Regions from separate parts of the Homo sapiens genome. Here region 2 is linked to region 1. A link is a loop called in an ENCODE intact Hi-C map of the cell type or tissue named here. Cell type or tissue: heart right ventricle. All regions are shown on one strand. Each heading gives the region's core, and the rest is flanking DNA. Links, peaks and the distances in the headings are about the cores only.

Region 1 (2,803 bases), core at 244-2,743:
GATCACCTGGTGGTTCATCACCCCGACCTCACAGATGGCAGCGTTGTAGTCTGCATGTCTTGGCTCGTTGCCCTTTGTTCTTTCTATTTCATCATCCTATTGAAAGACCAATGAACAGCCATTCCAAATACTTTTCAACTTAAGTACGTTTTGTCCTTGATCATTGAAATTTTGATTAATTTATAACTCGTTTCGTCTTGGTATAAAATCAACTTTGCTTTTCTTCTGAGATAGACTATGGTGTGGAGCTCATAAAAGGAATTTGGCATAGCTCATGGTGATTTCTTTCTGCTGCTAAACACCAAATCTCTTTTCAGCAGCCCCATCTCTTTGCATGTACATGTTTGGCAGCAGCCTAGATAACAGATTCCCTTAATGCTTATAACACGGGTATGTTAATATACCAGACTTACTGTAGGTCTTCTTTGCCTTCTTTGAAGGACTCTTCAGACAGATCTGTCAGTCACCTGCTTCCTTGTACTCTCTCTGGTAACCTCATTTGTAAATTGGTAGACAGTGACTCCTTTGGATGTCACTGACTGTTTCTGAGAGGGGAAGCAAATGTTATTAAAAAAAGGCATTGGCTTTTGAGCTTTTTGGAAAGTTCATATTTTAATAACTCTTTTAAGAGTAGGCTTTCTGAAAGCTTATGGGTTTTTTTTTCCCTCGGCAAATATGAATGCAAAATGTTATATCTTCATGAAGCTTCTCCCAGAAACATATTGAATATTCTGTAATTAGATGGATTCAGTTTCTTGCCTCTAACTTTTTATATATATGTGTTTGCTTTAATGCATATTCCCCCCCAATATTATGGAGTTCTTGGCTTATCTTTTAATATGTAAAAACTAAAGCAAGCAGATACAACAGCTTTAGGCACGTCTACATTTTACCCTTGTTAGACTGTTACATACATATGATATATACAGTGGTATTTGTAGTAGTTTCATGTCTTCGGGAAAGGAAAAGGAGTTAGTTTACACGTTCTGTGAAGAAATTAAAAATTATAAGGAAATGCAAAATGAAGTCAAATATACCTTTAAAAATCCCTTAAATCATCCATAAAGTAGTATAGCATACATGGCATATGTATGCAGCCTGTGGGATCGTTCTCTTGCACACTGCAGTTTGTGATCAGCTAAGCCAGGATCAAGAAAGACAAGGGCTTTTGGCAGATATCTGGGTCTTCAGATCACATTGCTTTCATGAGAGTCTCTAGTATGAAATGGGGATTGAAGAATCCCATGTGAACCTGCTTGTCTGCGGGCTTTACACTATTATATTTATAGCAGAAATACTCTGTATATTAATACTTGATAGGTTTCCACGCTTTGAGAAGGACTGAATGAGATCATGCGCATGGCAGCTTCTCTAGGATAGCACCCTGCGTGAACACAGTAGCTGCTCAGTTAAGTCTTTGATGGGTGTGATCCTGATTCAGCTTGATCAATTCTGCAGTCATACTGGATTGTGTTTGAAAAGGTGTCCAGAAAAACCTGGCCATCTGCCTCCTGTCTTCCCAGGTAAGTGTTCCTGGTATTGACCTCTGAGAAGCCTTCCCTCTTTCAACTTTTTCTCATGGGAGTTTTGGTAAATTTTCATGAATTAAAACATGAATATTCAGGTTACCACAAGATGGCGTCAGATCATTTCAAGTAATGCCAGGTAGGGGGAGCCTCAGTTCAATAAATCTTTAAAGAGGTTGAAATATGTGCCTTTCATAGTATGGTAGTTAGCTATTGCAAATAAACCCCTACTTTCTTCTACTGTTCTTCTATGGAAACTTGAGGCTCTTGGCTGTTCAACTCCAAAAATTATGTAAGTGTGAAGTATTTGAGTTTATAATGTTTAAGAATTTCTCTGATAGCTTAGTGAAGTAATCAGAACTTGAAAAATTTGATCATCATGTCTCCCTGGTGTTTACATTTTCAACGTCTTTTATAGTTTAGTTATCTTTCTACAACTTATGTTGAATTTGTAATATTCAGTCAATATATATTTATGGGTATGTAATGAACAAACTAGAACTGTAGTAAACGAGATAAGCACATTTTACTTTAGTGTACAAGTTATAATTTATACACATATAATCACAATTCAGAGGACCTGTGTGAGTCTCAAATATCTCCCTTGCTTTAGGGGTACTGTGTAAGCGAAAGTCTCCTTTCCTGAGGAGCAGAGTATCTAAACCTGACCCTCTGTCATGGGCATGTAACTCGGAAGGGCTGAACTTCAAGAAAGCAATCACTGTAGTTCCAAGTTTTTTTTTTTTTTTTTTTTTTTTTTTTTTTTTTTGAGACAGAGTCTCACTCTATCACCGAGGCTGGAGTGCAGTGGCATGATCTCGGCTCACTGCAACCTCCGCCTCCCAGGTTCAAGCAATTCTCCTGCCTCAGCATCCTGAGTAGCTGGGACTACAGGCATGCACCACCACATCTGGCTAATTTTTGTATTTTTAGTAGAGACAGGGTTTCACTATTTTGGGCAGGCTGGTCTCAAACTCCTAACCTCAAGTGATCCACCCGCCTCAGCCTCCCAAAGTGCTGGGATTACAGGCATGAACCTCCATGCCCAGCCAAGCATTTTTTTTTCTAGGGCTAAAATGAGTGAATGAATGAATATATAAATAAATAGATTTTTAAAAACCAAGTTTTTCATCAGTTATCAAGATTTCAGTTTCCAGGATGGAAGTGTGAATGACAGAGTTTACCAACATGAAACATGAAGAGATATTGAGGTTGCTGAAAGCTGAGCCACTGCTCTCTTCATAGATTGGTTTCTGACTGAAGGCAGGCTCATTTTC
Region 2 (2,803 bases), core at 71-2,570, 1.6 Mb after region 1:
AAGGTGCAATCCAATGGAGTCACAGCCTTATCCTTTGGATCAACTTGTAAGAAAGGGAAAAGGATGCTAACTTATTAAAAAATGACCTCCTCTTATCCCAGTATTTTTCCCCCAAGAAATCAAAATGTATAAGAGTCCACAGGTGAAGTGATGCTGAAAAAGTAGTTTAAACCCTGGATGGTGGATGGTAGTGAGCTGCTACTTCATAAAATATAATCAACTCGTCTATATCCAATCTTCCATCAAGCTCACATGCAAGGCAGGCCAATTCCCCAGTTACTCAGATGTCCGTCTGAAGGAAAAGAGAAAAAATTATTTCCTCAAACCTGGAATGAGTCAGAAAAAGAGTCCTCTGGAGAGAGAGAGAGGGAGGGAGGGAAAAACAGAGGGAGGGAGAGAGAGATTATTTTACATAAGCAGCTCTGGAACTACTGATCTCAGCCATTCTTCAATTAAATCATAGCTTCTCTCATGCTATTTTGTGCCTACATGTTTATCTATAAGCCTCTGTCTCCAGCAATTAGTATGAAAAACAATTTACTTGTAAGTCTACATTAAAAAGAAACATGCAATTTTCAACTTCCAAATGGGAATTTTTTTTTCAGCTGGACAGGAAAAGCAATAAGTCTTAGAGCTTACCTTAGTGAGTGCTGGAGACCCAGTTCTTGTGAAAAAAATAATAATAACCATTTGTAAAGCAATCAAAATCCACAGCCAAACTGAGTCTGGATCTTGTCAAATCCCAAACAGGTAAACGACCGAGGTATCAATGAAAAGTGCCAGAGAGGTGTGCTCTTGGAAAATAACTATTATATATATGCATTTATATAAATGCCTATTTGTATTTATGTATGTATGTAGGTACATATGTGTTCATTCCGTATCTTAAGTTAAAACAAGTCGCAAAAAAAGTTAAGCCCTGATGAGAGGAGGTTGGGTTGAAGAAGTAAAGCAGAGAAAATATTCAACCAAAGCTTCCCCAGGGGAAAAGAAAAATGGAAAAAGAAATCTTTGGAAAGGATCCTTAGAAGAGAGTTGCAAGAGGTACCAGGACTTAGAAGCTTTTCAGAAAGCCCAGAAGCAGAAAGATGGAGAGATGTGCCCTGCTAGGGTCCCAGGTAGCCACCCCACCTGCCGGCAAGGGCAAACGGACTCCCATGTTCCCAGCCAGGTGGGAGCCGGTGCGAGCCAGAGGCCAACGCAGCGCAGAGATGCCGGCGGGGGGCCCGGGGCTCCGGCTTCTCTGGCGGCGGAGCTGGGTGGTTCCACAGTTCCCAGTGCAGTTCGGATGCTGTTGTTTCAGCAGTGCAGGCAAGAAACCATCCAGGGAAATGACTATTACATCATCTTAAAGGAATATGGCTTGGAGAAAGCGGAGGCAGCTCCGAGTCACGTCCTCCTCGGTGACAGGTTGCCAGGACTGCACGGGGACGCCGCGCTCCGGCGGTGGGCACGCGATTGCCAGGCGCGCGGGGCTTGGGGCGGGGACGCAGTGCTGCGCAGCCACTTCCCTCCCTGTCCTGTCCTGGAGTCTGGAGTTTCCAAGGGCCTTTTCCTTCTTCCTTGTCTTTACCTCCATCACCATCCCACAGCAAATCCCTGCCCCCTACCCAAGAGGTAAGTTGTGAGATAAACACAACTGACTTTTTATTTGAAAAATCTACAGATCTTCCCCCCTCCCCCCTCCTCGTTCACGGAATTCCTTCCTGCTGAAGGGCAAATATCCCTCTAATGCTTGTTTTAAAACACAGACACGCACACCAAATGACCCCAGTGTTCAAACTACACAGTGTTTTTTTTAATCCTTTGATTTAAACCATATTCACTCAAATTCTCCCTTTTTTTCCTTTTCTATTTCATCCGCCTGCCACCACAACCCCTAGCAAATAAATAAATATGAATATATATGTAAATAGGTAGATACATAAACACTCTCTCTGAAATTAATGATGCTCTTTCAAAATGAAGACGTGAAGCACCGGCACCCACAGAAAGCCCACAGTTTACATCCATAAGTCATTATCTTAGCTCACCTGTAAGAAATTGATACCTGCAACCTTTTTCTGGGGTTGTTTCCTTACTGCGCGTCTCTTTGGACGTGCCCCCAGCCCCTCCCAAGTCATCCCAAGAGGACTCTGGTGGAAGGCACTGCTGCTAAAAGACATTTTACTCCTGTTCCAGAGGGCTCCCTTAAGTGCATCATTAGAGTTTCAGGAAGGCATTTCCAGGGCAACCTAATCCACTAACAAAGTGCTTCCAGTTGAGCCTGACAGTCAATAATGGCCCAGCCAACAGCTTACAGTAAGTCGGCCATTTCCCCTTTAAAACACCAGTGTCTTAGGGCTCACATCCCTGATAAGAATATAGTGCTTGGTCAATGAATAATATATGTGAGGCACACGCCATCCCAAACAATTGCTATTTTTAAAAAGTGAAAAACAAAAATGGAGGTGAACTTAGGAATTATATACATTTTATGAGAAACGTGTTTATTGCCAACTCTTGCCCAAAAAATTAGCTTGAAGATACGCTCAACAGTAGGATAAATTAGTTTCTACTTTAACAATCTTTTCTTTCAATAAGCATTGGGTTACTGAACATATTCAGAGCGTTAGCTAACATTCCTACACCTGATTATATTTGACTTTGTTTCGTTAACTAATGCATTAACCTGTTCTGGCCTCAATCATTAGGATTTTAATGCTGGACCAAGCAAGATGTTTGTTATGTGATGCACTTATATCGCCATCTAGTGCCCTAAGCTATCAGTGCAGCTCTGTATCTGGCAACTTAATAGGGCCAA

The links. A loop is a pair of places that touch in the nucleus more often than their neighbours do. Peaks named below come from ENCODE experiments on the same cell type or tissue, not always from the same donor. Only the 100,000 strongest peaks of a DNase experiment are listed, where the experiment ranks them.
Region 2: it touches region 1 in a loop (9-fold over the local background); 54 of 110 quality-filtered maps call a loop at or near these places.

What each region holds. Positions count from the first base shown.
Region 1 is chr5:145,824,718-145,827,520 of GRCh38, reverse strand. The region is part of intron 1 of PRELID2 (PRELI domain containing 2); the gene reads left to right. Among named protein-coding and RNA genes, the nearest start is that of PRELID2, 9.2 kb to the left of the region's middle. In heart right ventricle, for the core only: CTCF peaks have their summits at 1,443 and 1,645 (motif pointing right); no DNase peak of the experiment used is centred there.
Region 2 is chr5:144,203,878-144,206,680 of GRCh38, reverse strand. It overlaps KCTD16 (potassium channel tetramerization domain containing 16), which reads right to left. Exons shown (of 4, transcript NM_020768.4): 3 at 1-292. Among named protein-coding and RNA genes, the nearest start is that of KCTD16, 34 kb to the right of the region's middle. In heart right ventricle, for the core only: no CTCF peak of the experiment used is centred there; a DNase peak (open chromatin) is centred at 1,370; H3K4me3 peaks cover 611 bases; H3K27me3 peaks cover 1,963 bases.